2 separate regions of the Homo sapiens genome follow, and region 2 is linked to region 1. The links are chromatin loops, found by intact Hi-C in ENCODE. Cell type or tissue: IMR-90. All regions are shown on one strand. Each heading gives the region's core, and the rest is flanking DNA. Links, peaks and the distances in the headings are about the cores only.

What was found. A loop is a pair of places that touch in the nucleus more often than their neighbours do. Peaks named below come from ENCODE experiments on the same cell type or tissue, not always from the same donor. Only the 100,000 strongest peaks of a DNase experiment are listed, where the experiment ranks them.
Region 2: a loop joins it to region 1, with 3 times the contacts of the local background. A loop is called at or near these places in 2 of 110 quality-filtered maps.

Annotation. Positions count from the first base shown.
Region 1 is chr13:98,368,417-98,375,909 of GRCh38, reverse strand. All of the region lies in intron 5 of FARP1 (FERM, ARH/RhoGEF and pleckstrin domain protein 1), which reads right to left. Among named protein-coding and RNA genes, the nearest start is that of FARP1-AS1, 64 kb to the left of the region's middle. In IMR-90, for the core only: no CTCF peak of the experiment used is centred there; DNase peaks (open chromatin) are centred at 2,859, 4,499 and 4,799; H3K27ac peaks cover 3,247 bases.
Region 2 is chr13:98,209,831-98,217,323 of GRCh38, reverse strand. FARP1 (FERM, ARH/RhoGEF and pleckstrin domain protein 1) reads right to left here. Exons shown (of 27, transcript NM_005766.4): 2 at 3,911-4,104. The coding sequence starts at 4,081. Among named protein-coding and RNA genes, the nearest start is that of MIR3170, 5.1 kb to the right of the region's middle. In IMR-90, for the core only: no CTCF peak of the experiment used is centred there; DNase peaks (open chromatin) are centred at 1,053 and 2,813; H3K27ac peaks cover 3,289 bases.

The sequences.
Region 1 (7,493 bases), core at 1,703-6,702:
CGCTGTGGCTCCCAGCACTTTGGGAGGCCGAGGCGGGTGGATCACCTGAAGTCAGGAGTTTAAGACCAGCCTGGACAACATGGCAAAACCCTGTCTCTACTAAAAATATAAAAATTAGCCGGGTGTGGTGATGCGCCCCTGTAATCCCAGCTACTCGGGAGGCTGAGGCAGAAGAATCACTTGAATCCGGGAGGTGGAGGTTGCAGTGAGCCGAGATTGCACCACTGCACTCCAGCCTGGGTGACAGGAGCGAAACTCCGTCTCAAAACAAAAACAAAAACAATAAAAACAACAAAAAACAATTACCTGTTGGAAGGATAGAGAGATAGGGCCTTGGAGACATGGTAGATTCCAGGCAGATCAAAGCATCTCCTTATTTAAAATTGGTAACCCAAGGCAAAGAATTGAGTGTGTAACCTGCCTGGCCAGAGGAAAGGGTGTTTCAGGACAGCCAAGTAGTTGAAGAAAGGTTTTACAGGTTTATCTCCCATAAAGTAAAATTTTGCCTCAAGTATTTGGCAAAAAAATTGTAAGTGCCAATTTATAACATAGCAAGAATAATAGAATTAGAAAATCCTCATTCCACAAACTCTAAAGAAATTATTGACTCCAGCCAGGATTATCAATGGGTGAAAAAACCATGTAGGAGACTGGACAGTCACATAGGGCAAAGGAAATATGACTTTACCTGGCAAAAGAATAATCAGAATGTCACCACCTGAATCCAATGAACAATCTCTAATCATTAATGAAATATGAAGCACACAACATCACTTATGACAGACTCCAGCCCAAATGTTTAAGTGTATCAGTCAAGCCCTAGAATGAATTTCCTGTCCTCTCCAAACCTCATGTTGAGATTTCATCCTGAGTGCTGGAGGTGGGGCCCAGTGAAAGGTGTTTGGGTTGTCAAGGCAGATCCCTTATGAATAGACTAATAACCTCCCTTGGGGGTGAGTGAGTTCTCACTCTGTTACTTCCTGTGAGAGCTGGTTGTTACAAAAAGCCTAGCACCTCCCTGTTCCACCCACCTCCTCTCCCACCATGTGATCTCTGCACATGCCAGCTCCCCTTTGCCTTCTACCACGAGTGGAAGCAGCCTGAGGCCCTCAGCAGATGTCAATGCCCAATCTTGAACTTTTTAGCCATCCAGAATCATGAGCAAAATAAACCTTTTTTCTTTATAAATTACCCTGCCTCAGGTATTCCTTTATAGCAGCATAGAACAGACTATGACTTCCAGTTTTGGAAAAATACAAAGGATAGAGGAACAAGTTAAACAGCACCACAAGAAAGCTAGCAGGCAAATTCAGAAAGTAGGATACTGTGTAGTGTAGCTGGTCCAGTTTCTTCAACAAGATGCTATCATGAGGAAAAGAAAATGAGGGACTAACTTACATAGGCCCAGATGACATACTAACTAGATGCAATATGTGGTCCTAGAGTGGATCTGTTTTTTTTAATTGATTGATTAATTGACTGATTGAGACAGAGTCTTGCTCTGTTTTCCAGGCTGGAGTGCAGTGGTACAATCACTGCTCACTGCAGCCTCAACCTCTGGGGGCTCAAGCAATCCTCCTGCCTCAGCCTCCAGAGTAGCTGTGATTACAGGTACACACCACCATGCCCAGCTAATTTTTAAAATTTTTTGTAGAGACAGGTCTCCCTGTGTTGCCCAGGCTGGTCTCAAACTGCTAGGCTCAAGACATCCTCCTGCTTCAGCCTCCCAAAGTGCTGGGATTACAGATGTGAGCCACTGTGCCTAGCCAACCTTATTTTAGAATAAACAGATACAAAGGACAGTTAGGGGATAAATAGGGAAATGTGAATATGGCCAATGTATTAGATGAGATGAAAAGTACATATGTATGCATAGAAAAATTCAGAAAGGATATCTTACTAATGTGACGGGCAATGGGAATGCAATGTTTCTACTTTCTTAGTCTTATTCATTTGTCTATTCTAACTTTCTACAATGTATGTTTACTACTATTATAATAATGAAAGGGTATTTTTGATTTTCAAAAGGGCCTTTAATAGTATTAGCTATAGAGGTTTCCATAAGAATTAAATGAGATACATGGAAAACACTATTAGAACAAAAATATTCAATAAAAGTTGGCAGTTTTTAAAAATAAAAGAATAATCCATTTTAAGTCATTTAGGAAATTTTATTATTAAGAACTAAAAAACCACAGCAGCAATTGTATAACCAGCAAAAAGTGCCCTACAGACTACAGACCTACCAGTGGGACTTTCTCTGACCTCCCTAATTTTATTCTTGTTCTCTTGCTCTACCCTTCTGTCTCTCCCCGCAACCCCCTTTCTGTGTGTGTGTGTGTGTGTGTGTGTGTGTGTGTGTGTGTGTGTGTGTGTCTGTCTGTCTGTCTCTGGAAAGTCAAAGGGAAGAAAAGCAGAGAATATAAAACAATCTAAACCTCATGTGGGAGGTGGGAATACAAACTATCGTGCTGGATTATAGTCACTGTCTTTTGAGCCCAACACTTTGTAGAGCTACAAATTTCTAATCGGTTTTTCATTAAATAGGAGGGCTTCATGTTTTAAAATGACATTCTGAATATTTTACCTGTTTTAAAATTACATTCTGAATATTTTACCATTTATCATTTCAAACATGAGTTTCTGTGTTCACAAAGAGGTTTTCAGGGACAAACGCATGGGCAGTCTGGCAGGCTCTGGGGACCTTTGGTGACAATCACACATGGGCTGCGAGATGGCATCAGGTTCTGAAAACACACACGTTTACTGGGAGAGCACAAGGCTATTTTGAAGGCTGAAGGAAGAACGTGACTCCCCCTGATTACATGGACTCTTCCTGATCCAAGGCCCTTGTAACATGAGAAGTAGCTTCCTGGGTACTAACTCTGTCCACTTTTCTTACCATGAGCTGTAAGCTGAGCATGCTGGCCGCGATGCTAACTTTAGAGATTCTGCAACACCTTTAGTACTGTCCACTGAAGCAATTCCAATCAGTCTCACGCGAGCTAGAGGCTAAGTTTTACTTGGTGAGCACTAAATAAAACTGAACCGGTAAACACAATGAAAACATAAAGCGCTCAAAATGGAATCAAGTTTCCTTAGCAGAAGAGTGGACGTGAGGAGAGTCCACCTCTCATGTGAGGAGAGGACAACGATTATGGCAGGAGCAGACAGAGGGACTTCACTCCTAGGGACTGCAAGAGTCACATGTCACACCCATTTGATGCCTTGCTTTCAATATGAATAATTTATTTCATCTGGAAAACCACCATCTTCCCTCTTTTCTTATTACATATAAGCAATTTAGAATTCTCCTGCAGTCTAAGAGAACACTTCAGTAGGGCGTGCAGGGCGCAGAGCAGCATGTTCTGATAGGGTCCCCTCACCTATAAGAACACAGGCAAGTAGAAGCTGGATCCAACTGAAGACGGGATGCCCAGAGAGAAGGGGAAGAACAAAGGGTGGCTAAACATGGCACAAGGAAAGTGATTCCAAGCCACACGATAAGAAAAACTGAGATCATGTGGCAGGGTGCAGCGACTCAGGCCTGTAATGCCAGCACTTTGGGAGGCCAAGACAGGCAGATCATGAGGTCAGGAGTTCGAGACCAGCCTGGCCAATATGGTGAAACCCCGTCTCTACTAAAAATACAAAAATTAGCTGGGTGTGGTGGCACGTGCCTGTAGTCTCAGCTACTTGGGAGGCTGATGCAGAAGAATCGCTTGAACCTACGAGGCGGAGGTTGCAGTGAGCCAAGATCGTGCCATTGCACTCCAGCCTGGGCGACAGAGCGAGACTCCATCGCCAAAAAAAAAAAAAAAAAAAAAAGAAAAACTGGGATCATCTTTTCCAAAGACCCTCACTCGTTGTTTTGAGGCTGCACCCAGGAGTCAATACGCTTCTCCTTCTAGGTGTCTGGGTGCTGCTGTCAATAGGATGGCATTCCACCTGCAGTTCAATAAATAGAAAGGAATCCAGCTTCTTGTTTAACAAAAGAGTGCAATTTAATCTCCTATCTATATCAATGGGAAGCTGAAAGAGCTATTCCTGGAGGCCCAAAGCATTAACTACAGAGCTAGAGTCACTTATGCTTTGCTGAACCACAGGCCAGTTTCTCCGTCTGTCCCACTTCTGTGTATGCGTCCCTCCCCACAAAGCACAGCTGACATGGAGCTTCTCCCAGCATCCCCTCATTCACCATCTGCCAAAGAACAGCACCTGAAATCTCAATAGTCAGTCCATTTTTGCTTCTACAGGAATTTGAGATGCGAGAGTCCCAACACATCGGCCCCATGAGGTTCTCTATGCCTTGTACCAAGTGGGGAGTGATGGAGAGATGATAAAAAAAAAAGTAGGAATTTCAGATCAATTTTATTCAACAATGAGCCAAAAGAACTGTCTCCTTGGAAAAGACTTCTTAAATGTCAGTTCACACTGGGTGCCAGAAAACAAAAACAACAAAAACCTGCTCCGTCCAGCTGAGCTCGTGTAACTTTAGGAATTTATCAGCACTGACAGAGGAGCTGGCAATGTACCAGGCACATGCGGCTCGATGGTAACCAGCTGTATGGAGTTTCAGAGCAAGGGCCAGAATGGTAGCCAACTGCAAACCTCTAGAGACGATTCACAAAAATTGAAAAGGTGCAAAACTATTGGCAAAACAGAATTTTTAATGAAAAAAAAAAAAAAAACGGGGGGCGGGGGTGAGGGGATACAGGATTTGTGCCTCCAACTTCCTGAGCAAGAAAGAGCCCTGGTGATTCACATGAGGAAAAGGCACGCTACCGATGCTACTTATTCCAAACACAACTACATTCCTCCAACAGCTGGACTTGCCCTTAGATTTATTTCAGCACGCAGAGCTCAGGGCAATGCAGTTTCCAACGACAGGAAAACCAGCCTGAGAAACCAAGACCCAGCAGCCCCAGCGAAAGGCCCTCCTGTCATCAGCCAGCCCTCAGTCCTGTGCAGACCCGGCTTAGCAGCTCGGGCTGTCCCTCCTATGCAGGTAGCTCCCAGAAGGCTGCTGCTTTCTGCCAATTCCTGGCTGCCTTTGCCTTCTTCGCTGATTTGAGGGTTCTAAGTGGACGTGGATGATTAGCAGCACAAACGTTCAGAAAACACAAAGCAGTGGGAAGTCTTTGTCACTGTCTCCCTGGAGCTGCACATTCCTGTATCTGATGTCCTTCCTGCTGCTGCTGTGGTCATGGGACAGCTAACAGGTATCTCAAACATGACCTGGCCAGAAACACCCTGACTCTCCACTCCCCAACAGTCCTCCACTTCCCTCCATCCTTTTCTCATTTTAGTAACCCCCAACACCATCTCCCCCCCAGTCACTCAAGCCAAAAATCTAAGTGCCCCCTCTCCCTCCCTCAAAGTCCACCACCACCTCATCACCAAGACAGAGGGACCCTGCTTCCGGTACCTGTTCCAAACACAACTACTTGCCTCCATTTCTACTGCTACCTATTGGTGGCTTCTTTGCCATCACCATGTGACCGCCTCCTCACAGGATGCCCTGGGACTCTCCTTCTCCCCCTAACATCCACATGGCAGCCAATCTTTCAACACTATGTGTGTCAAGCCTCTCTCCCACCTCACCACGACGCTCCCAACACTCCTGCCATGCTGGCCCTCCTTTATGTATTTGAATGCTTGGAGCTGATTCCCGCCTTGGGCAGAGTACTGACTGCTCCATCTCTCTAGAAAGCTCTCTCAGTAAATGACTGATGGTTCCTTCTCACTTCCTCAAGAGGCATCCCAGACCCACCAGCCTGAAGTCATCACCCAGGCACCTCTATCACATCCTCCTACTTCAATTACCTAAAGAGTTCTTGCCGCTATCTGATATTATCTTGTTTATTTAATCGCTTTGTCTGTTTCCATGAGAGTATTCTTGTCTTTTCATCACTGCACTCCCAGTGCCTAGAACAATGCTTGCACACAGGGAACCCTTAATAAATATTGCTGATTACATCAGTATCTTCATCCCTTTGATAAATGATGATCAATGATGACCCAAGATACTGTGCTCTGTACTGAGAGGGATGAGGAAGGATATGATGGCCTCGGTATTAAACAGTCACTGCTTGAACACCATGTATGACAAGAATTAGGCTGGTTAAACCCAAATGTCCAACAATGATAGACTGGATTAAGAAAATGTGGCACACATACACCATGGAATACTATGCAGCCATAAAAAATGATGAGTTCATGTCCTTTGTAGGGACATGGATGAAACTGGAAATCATCATTCTCAGTAAACTATCGCAAGGACAAAAAACCAAACACCACATGTTCTCACTCATAGGTGTGAACTGAACAATGAGAACACATGGACACAGGAAGGGGAACATCACACTCTGGGGACTGTTGTGGGGTGGGGGGAGCGGGGAGGGATAGCATTAGGAGATATACCTAATGCTAAATGAGGAGTTAATGGGTGCAGCACACCAGCATGGCACATGTATACATATGTAACTAACCTGCACATTGTGCACATGTACCCTAAAACTTAAAGTATAATAATGATAAAAAAAAAAAAAAAAAAGAATTAGGCTGGTTAGATTAGTGTCCTCTGAAGGATTCTCTTCAAAGGGAATCATTTTATCCACACATGTTCCTGCCAGCTCTGCCCTCTTTTGGAACACCATCAGTCTTGCCTCAAATTATAAAATGAGGTTGGGCGCAGTGGCTCACGCACATAATCCCAGCATTTTGGGAGGCTGAAGCAGGTGGATCACTTGAGGTCAGGAGTTCGAGACCAGTCTGGCCAACATGGTGAAATGCTGTCTCTACTAAAAATATAAAATTAGCTGGGTGTGGTGGTGGGCACCTGTAGTCCCAGCTACTCAGGAGGCTGAGGCAGGAGAATCGCTTGAATCCGGGAGGCAGAGGTTGCAGTGAGCTGAGACTGCGTCACTGCACTCCAACCTGGGCGACAGAGAGAGACTCTGTTGCAAAAAAAAAAAAAAGGTATATATAAAATGAGTAGAAGTGATGATGTGATGATGGTGATAATGACGATGGTGATGATGATGGTGACGACAATGAAAACAGTGATGGTGATGGTGACAATGGTGGTGTTGATAGTTACCATTTACAGTGTCCCTACTGGATCCCAGCTACTCTAGTATAATACTGCTTATCCTCAAAACCACTCTGGCCAAGCAAGCATTAGAGTCCACACTGTAATAGGGGAAGTAATGGCAACACAAAGGGAGAAAGTAACTGGCCCGTCACAGCAAGTGGCAGGATGGTGGCCGAAGCCAGGTCTGACTCAATGCCTGCACTTCTTCCACGCGGTCACACTTTGAAAAGAATTGACCTCCAGTTCCTGCCAAATCTACCACCCATGGCAGCGGCAAAGACAAACTCTGAGTTGACATGTTGGTTTCACAGAAGAGATTCACATCCAGAACAGTCCATGATGTGACATATAAGATGGAAAATGTGCTATTAACAGAGTATAAGCCCAGGATTCACTT
Region 2 (7,493 bases), core at 854-5,853, 160 kb after region 1:
GTGTCTTTTTTGTCACCTGTGAGCATCTTCCCCAAGCATTTTTTTTTACCAGGGCTGCTCAAAAGAAGCAAAAAATAAAAATAAAAATAAAAAATAAAAATGGCTGTGTCTTATTTCCTCTGCTCTTCCTATAGAAACACTGCTAATGAAAATACATAAACTGAATAAACACTTGGAGAGGAAACCATCTGCTTCATCCTACTAATGTCAGTGGGAACTGTGTTTGTTTACCCGCCGGGTCACGAGGAGGGGACACAGAAAACCTTCCCAGGAACCATCAGGGAAATGGCCTGGGCGGGCATAGGGGCACCTTATTAACCCTTTCAGATGCCCAAGAGTCACTCTGTTTCATAACCTCTGGTTGGAAGAGAAAGCTGCATATATCATAAACCACAGGCTGAAGCTTATTTGCACGGTGTTTTCCACATAAAGATGAAAAAACACCATGCAAGAATTTACTATAAATACTGCGCTTGAACTTTCCACTCTGCAGAGGAAATACCTAAAAAGACAGTCCAAGTTCAACCACAGAGGTGCTTGTGGAAACAGCTACAGAATGGAAAAGATCGTGGAGCTAACTGCCAAAGCCTCCCAAAAGGTAGATCTCTTTAATAATAATTTTTTTAGGGTACAAAGAAGGACGGAGACACCATGGAGAAGATGGTGTGGTTCTTTGTTCCAGGAAGTGTTTAGGGGATTTGCATTTTAAATGACTGCTTTGCCTATAATTCCGTATTTTAAAATAAAATTAATAAGCAAAGGCCCAGGAAATTCAACCCCCAGGGAAAGACACCAGTCATCCCCAAAGGAAACTGCAGGGACTTCTGGCCACGTGCCCAGCTCAGCTGCGTGGCAAATGTGACTGAGCCATGAGAAGTCATTCACTTGGGGCACTCCATCAAAGGACGTTTCCAGGGTCAGACACTTGGCCTTGAATTCCCAGCAAAAAGTTTCACAGCAAGGTTTTAAAGCAAGACTGGGGAGCTGAGTCTCTCACAACCCTGTAGTCACCTTCCTCCCAATCCCTGATGACTGGGCCATCACAGCCAGCCCCCATGCCTTTCAGCTGCTGCTGGCCTGGCCGTGGCTGCTCTTAAACAGCATGAGGTACTGACTCAGAATCAGCTCCACCAATAAAAATGCTGATATGTGACTTTCTACAGCCAGTTAAGGAATACATCTGTTTCCCAGAGGTTAAGAGAAAGATTCTGACCAAACTAGAAAAATTAAAATATGGCCAGGTGTGATGGCTCCCACCTGTAATCCCAGCACTTTGGGAGGCCAAGGCGGACGGATCACGAGGTCAGGAGATCAAGACCATCCTGGTCAACATGGTAAAAGCCCGTCTCTACTAAAAACACAAAAATTGGCTGGGTGTGGTGGCAGGCACCTATCGTACCAGCTACTTGGGAGGCTGAGGCAGAAGAATCGCTTAAACCCAGGTGGAGGAGTTTGCAATGAGCTGAGATCGCACCACTGCACTTCAGCCTAGAGACACAGCAAGACTCCGTCTCAAAAAAAAAAAAGAGAAAAAGAAAAATATGAATGGAGGAGACATGTGAAAACGAACAATGGCATTAATTCTACTTGTAAAATAAACTCACACTCACTCTAACAGTCAGCAAACATTTAATTAGCAGCTACTATATGCCAGGTGCCATGCTAGATGCTGGGGATATAGACAGAACAGGCAGGCAGTTGGACGTGCATGTCATTACTACTATTTAGTTAAGCTCTTACTACATGTCAAGAATTGCTCCAAACACTTTGTGTCACCTCTTTTTTTATTCTCATATAGTATAAAGTCGAGTTTATTATTAGCCTCATTTTATCGATACAGACAGGTTAAATAACTTGTTCACGCTGCACAACTCTCAGTAGGAGATGCTGGGATTTGAACCCAGGCTCCCTTGTGCATCTGACAGGTATATGAGTAAAGTGGTCTGCAGGAAGGAAGAAAAAGCCCTGCTTGAGAGAGTAGGCATCCAGGTAAAACTGATAGGGCTTTTAAGAATGCACAGGAGTTTATTAGAGAGCATGAGAAAGGTTCCTTCCAGACAAAGGGCTTATAAATGCAAAGCATAAGCCATCAGAAATTATGAAGAAAAATCATTTTAAAAGATAAAAACACATTTCTATTACTACTTCTTGGGCAGGGAGTTCCTGGATAGCTGCTAAATAGTAGCTAGGAATGGGGTCTTGACTTTCTTTGGTTTCAAGAAGAACTGCAGGTGAGCACAGTCCAACGATCCCTGGAGTGAGTGCACACAAGAGCAGCATTTGCCAGTTCCACAGTCCAACCCACTCAGAAACACCGTGTAATAGAATGTGTGTGCTAGAAACCTGGGCTCAGAAGTCCTTCACAGTGCTCAACAGGAAACACTGAAACGAAACACCTCACTGAACCAGTCTGGCAACAAAGACAAAAAAGTGGGTGAGGTGGCGCACATACGGACCACGTGTGCCAGGAGGCCCAATTCTAACTGCATGGCAGGGGCTCTCCTCAACAGTCTATGATTTTAGCAGATGAGCAATAGCTTTGTTCACCAAAATACAAAGCTGTCCCAAGTCCTTGAAAGATACAAATTCCACAAGAAAATCAGAAAACACAAAGGTTGTTTGCAGTGCGCAATAAATTGGTGGTTTTAAGCATAGCTGTTCTGAGTTTATCTTTTCCTGAGACATTTAATGTTAGTTCATGTGCTCTGAGCAATGTTCTTTGAAATAAATATAATTCGCTGACTCATATCCCATAAGTGATTAAATGATGGGTTACCAACGTTAATGCCGACTACTAAATTCCAGCCCCTCTAGCCAACAGGAATGACACACAGATCATCTCTATGTTAAAAACAGGTGTGCTCCCAGAGTTTGTTTGTAAGTTGGCTGCTTGGAATTCAAGAGTTATCTTCCTCCTCCACAAACAATATTAGACATGGTATTTGATACTCCAGACAGAAAACCCAAAATACTAGATCCGAGGAGTGTTAAGAGTTCTCTGGACTGAGCCGATGAGAGGGAGTGGGCCTGCTGCTTAGCCAGCCAGACACTCCCACTTCCTCTCCTGCCGGGAATAAGATGTGCACCAGCTGCACGAAGCAGGCGGCAGCTTCTCATCCTCCCGCAGGAGCGATCTGAGGAGGAGGCTGGGAGAGGCCAGGCAGGGGCTCGGAGAAGAACAGCAGAAGTGAGGAGCACCAGAGGTTCCAGCGGCTCCAACGGCTCCAGCTGCTGAGGGGCCCAGGCTGCCGGCTCCTCCTGTGACACCTCCGGCCCCCAGGCTGCTCTGTCCAGGGCCCTGCGGTGGCAGGGCCTCCCCATCTCTAGGGCTGCCATATGGCAGGCTCGGAAGGAGGCTTTTCGATACTCCCACACCTGCCCTGTGGGGTTGCATGCACAGGCTCTCCTGATTCCCTCACATGAAAACACACGTGGCTCTTTAATGATGCTCTCGGGACTGTTCTTGCCAGTAACCGGGACTTGAGTTCGACAGCCCCCCTGCCACAAACACACACGCACAAGCACCAATGTGAGAGAGGAATTGTCTATGACCAGTAAATTAAACTGGGATCCAGCCACAAGACCACTCTTCCCTCCAGTTACATATATATACATAACATATACATATGCACTTAGATTACATATATATATTTGAATGAAAGTTCATAGTAAAATTCAAGTGCCGAGGCCACTGACATCACTATGTGGGTGGTTCAAGCATAAATCTAGACACTGGAGAGCTCGAAACCAGAACGGGTCAGCGGGGCCATTGGGGGGCGGGGAGGGAGGTGCTGAACATGCAGGACCTCCAGCCGCCTCATGTCACTGGCCATGGGAATGAGCCGAACCTCCTCACACCAAAGGCTGTCCCCTACCACACTCCTGGGTTACAGATAAGCCCCCAACTTACTGGAACTTCAAATGCCTCCTGGGTGTCATCCAGCATCTGGATTTTGATGGACACGAGTTTTCCTGAAGGTGTTGGGGGCGGCTTCTGTCCACGTTCCAAGGTACTGATCCCCGAATTTTCCGGGGCCCCCAGTCGTGATCCTGGGGTCGGCCTCTGCTCTATTTCTCCCATGATGAAAGCGGCTTAGAGAATATCTGCAGGAAGCAGTGAGAAAGAAAAACACATCAGAATAGGAGACTACCACCCAAGCTGTGTGCCACCTTGAACCCCACCCAGGTGGGCAGGGGGCTCCATCCCCTGCACAGGAATCACATATAGGGAGGCATCGGTTCACTCACAAAGTCACCTTTAAGCACTCAAGGCATGCAAATACTTTTTGCATACTTTATTCTTTTGAATAATTTTGCATATTGTTGCATATTTTATTCCTTTCTCGTTTTACAGTCTGTTCTTAATTATTCAGTGTCTACAATGAGCTAGGCTAGGCACTACTTTTTACACATTGAAGTCTGGTGGGAAGATGATAAACAGTGCCTAAACCATATCATTAGCATCCATTAATTACCTTTATGGACATAGTTACATGCTAAGTACTGTGGGTATTCTAAAGATAAACAGGTAAAACGCGCACTGCAGAGCTCGGGCTAATAATCTGGTTGAGGAAATAGACATACACTCGCAGACATACACTCATACAGAGGCAACAGAGAGTAGGGTCATTTTTCTTGGTTTCTAGTGTCTATTTCTATTACAATAACCACCTAATAATTCATTTCTTTCCAGCCACCCACCCCCCCAACTATTTCCCCTTTCCCAAGAAGCCATTCTACACACTATACTATACTATCAACAGTTATTTTCCTAAAAACAATCATCTTTCCTCCCCAGATAGTCTACTCTTGTCTAATGACACCCTCAGCTTCTCCCTCCCCTCTCGCTGCCTCTGTCTGGCTCCAGGTCTCCACATGCGTGGCTTGCTGTGGCTGAGTGCTTTGCCCTCTTTCTTCACCTGGAAACTTCTACCACTGCTTTAAAATTCAGTTCAAATGTCACATCCCAGCCAGGCACGGTGGCTCACGCCTGTAATCCCAGCACTTTCGGAGGCCAAGGTGGGTGAATCACCTGAGGTCAGGAGTTCGAGACCAGCCTGGCCAACATAGTGAAACCCCACCTCTACTAAAAACACAAAAATTAGCCAGGTGTGGTGGCATGTACCTGTAGTCCTGGCTACTTGGGAGGCTGAGGCAGGAGAATCGCTTGAAGCCAGGAGGTGGAGGTTGCAGTGAGCCAACATTGCACCACTGCACTCCAGCCTGGGGGACAAGCGTGAAACTCCATCTCAAAAACGAAAACAAATGTCACATCCTGGCATCTGGTGCAGAGCACATGTGTTATCCCCTCTGTGCTCGTGGCTGTCAAAGCCACATCATGGTGGTTGAGCCCACGTGTGTGGAGAAGGCACTGTGATGCCCTTAAAGCAGGAACCCAATCTCGAATGTCCTTTGCAGCTCAGCGCCTACCTAGGCACAATGCCTCACACGGAGTGGAGGTCAATACTGGCTGCTTAACGACTGGACCACTCAGCCAGTATATTTATATGTGGCTGCATATTTAGTGTCAGAAGGACATAAGGGAACGAGATTTCCAGGTGAGATGAAGTGGTTAAAAGAGAGGGAAGCCTTCCATCATGGAGAAGGTGAGAATTGAACTCAAGTTGGTCTCAAATGTTGGAAAATACTTGGAAAGAGACAGGAGACAGACAAGGAAAAGGCACTCCTGGGAAGTGGAATGGCATCCACAGAGTTACGGGACAGAAACACGATGGCACAGGCAAAAAAGAGTGAGAATCAGAGCCAGAGAGTTCAAGATGTATTTTAGAAATGATTTGAAGTCAGGTGCTAGAGCAGCGGTCCCCAACCTTTGTGGCACCAGGGACTTGTTTTGTGGAAGACAGTTTTTCCACAGACAAAGTAGAGGCAATGGTTGCGGGATGAAATGGTTCCACCTCAGATCATCAGGCATTAGATTCTCATAAGGAGCGCACAATCTAGATCCCTCGCATGCGCAGTTCCCAACAGGGTCTGTGCTCCTATGAGAATCTAATGCTTGCAGCTGATCTGACAGGAGGCGGAGCTCAGGTGGTGATGCTCGCCTGCCGCTCACCTCCTGCTGTGCGGCCCAGTTCCTGAAAGGCCACGGACCACTGGTCCACGGCCCAGGATCTGGGGACCCCTCCTTTAGAGGACTTCAAATGCCTGGCTGAAAAATATGGTCTTTACCCTGCAGGCAGCAGGAGCCACTGAGGGAAGAGTAACAACACAACAACAACAATTTCAGAAAAATGAGCCTGAGGATGGTACTATATATAACTAAAGAAAGAGGGTTGGGAGGGCAGGGGCTGGGGCATCCAGTTACAAATCACCTGTAACAATTCATGCTTGAAGTGCCAATCTGGACAGCAGCAATGGAAATCAAAAGGTGATGCTATAAAATCTACTTCTGTGGAAAAACTAACCCAATGTTAAAAATGGTTAGCTACCAAGAGGAGGTAAAGGTCCAACACTGGGCTGGGTGCGGTGGCTCACGCCTGTAATCCCAGTACTTTGGGAGGCTGAGGCGGGCAGATCACGAGGTCAGGAGATGGAGACTATCCTGGCTAACATGGTGAAACCCCGTCTCTACTAAAAATACAGAAAATTAGCCAGGCGTGGTGGCGGGCGCCTGTAGTCCCAGCTACTCGGGAGGCTGAGGCAGGAGAATGGCGTGAACCCGGAAGGCGGAGGTTGCAGTGAGCCAAGATCGCGCCACCGCACTCCAGCCTGGGCGACAGAGCGAGACTCTGTCTCAAAAAAAAAGAAAAGATAGAAAAACGAAAAAGAAAGTCCAACACTGATGAGAAAGTTTGAAATCAGGGCAGAAGGGAGGAAGTAGGAGGGGGAGGTGTGAGTGTGCTTTGGAATGCTCCCTGGGGCTATAAAAGGACATCCTGTGGGTTGTCCTGTCTGGGAGCTGTCCTGTCCAGGCTGGGTCTGGGCTATGGGTTCAGGGTGAAAGCCATTAGAATCAATGAAAGGAGGTGAATGTATAACCAAAAAAGCAAAATGAACCATCAGGCCCAATGGTGAGGGTCATGGAGAAAGAAGAAATGGGAAAAAGAGACCCCCAGGGGGCACTTCTGGACAAAGGGGCCACAGAAGGGGCACCACAGAGCTATCTGGGGTGCAAGGAATGGAACTGTGAGCTGCGTCTCACTCACATTTGAGAAAAAGTCACCCTTCATTTCTTTCCAGCCACCCACCCCACCAACTATTCCCCCTTTCCCAAGAAGCCATTCTACCATTCTATACATTGTACTATAGTATCAACAAAGTTTTTTTTATTTTTTATTAATTTTATTTTACTATTATTATTATGATTATTATTATTATTTGCAATGGAATCTCAAACTCTGTTACCTAGGCTGGAGTGCAGTGGCGCAATCTCGGCTCACTGCAACCTCCACCTCCCAGGTTCAAGCAATTCTCCTGCCTCAGCCTCCCGGGTAGCTGGGATTACAGGCGTGCACCACCACCCCCGGCTTTTT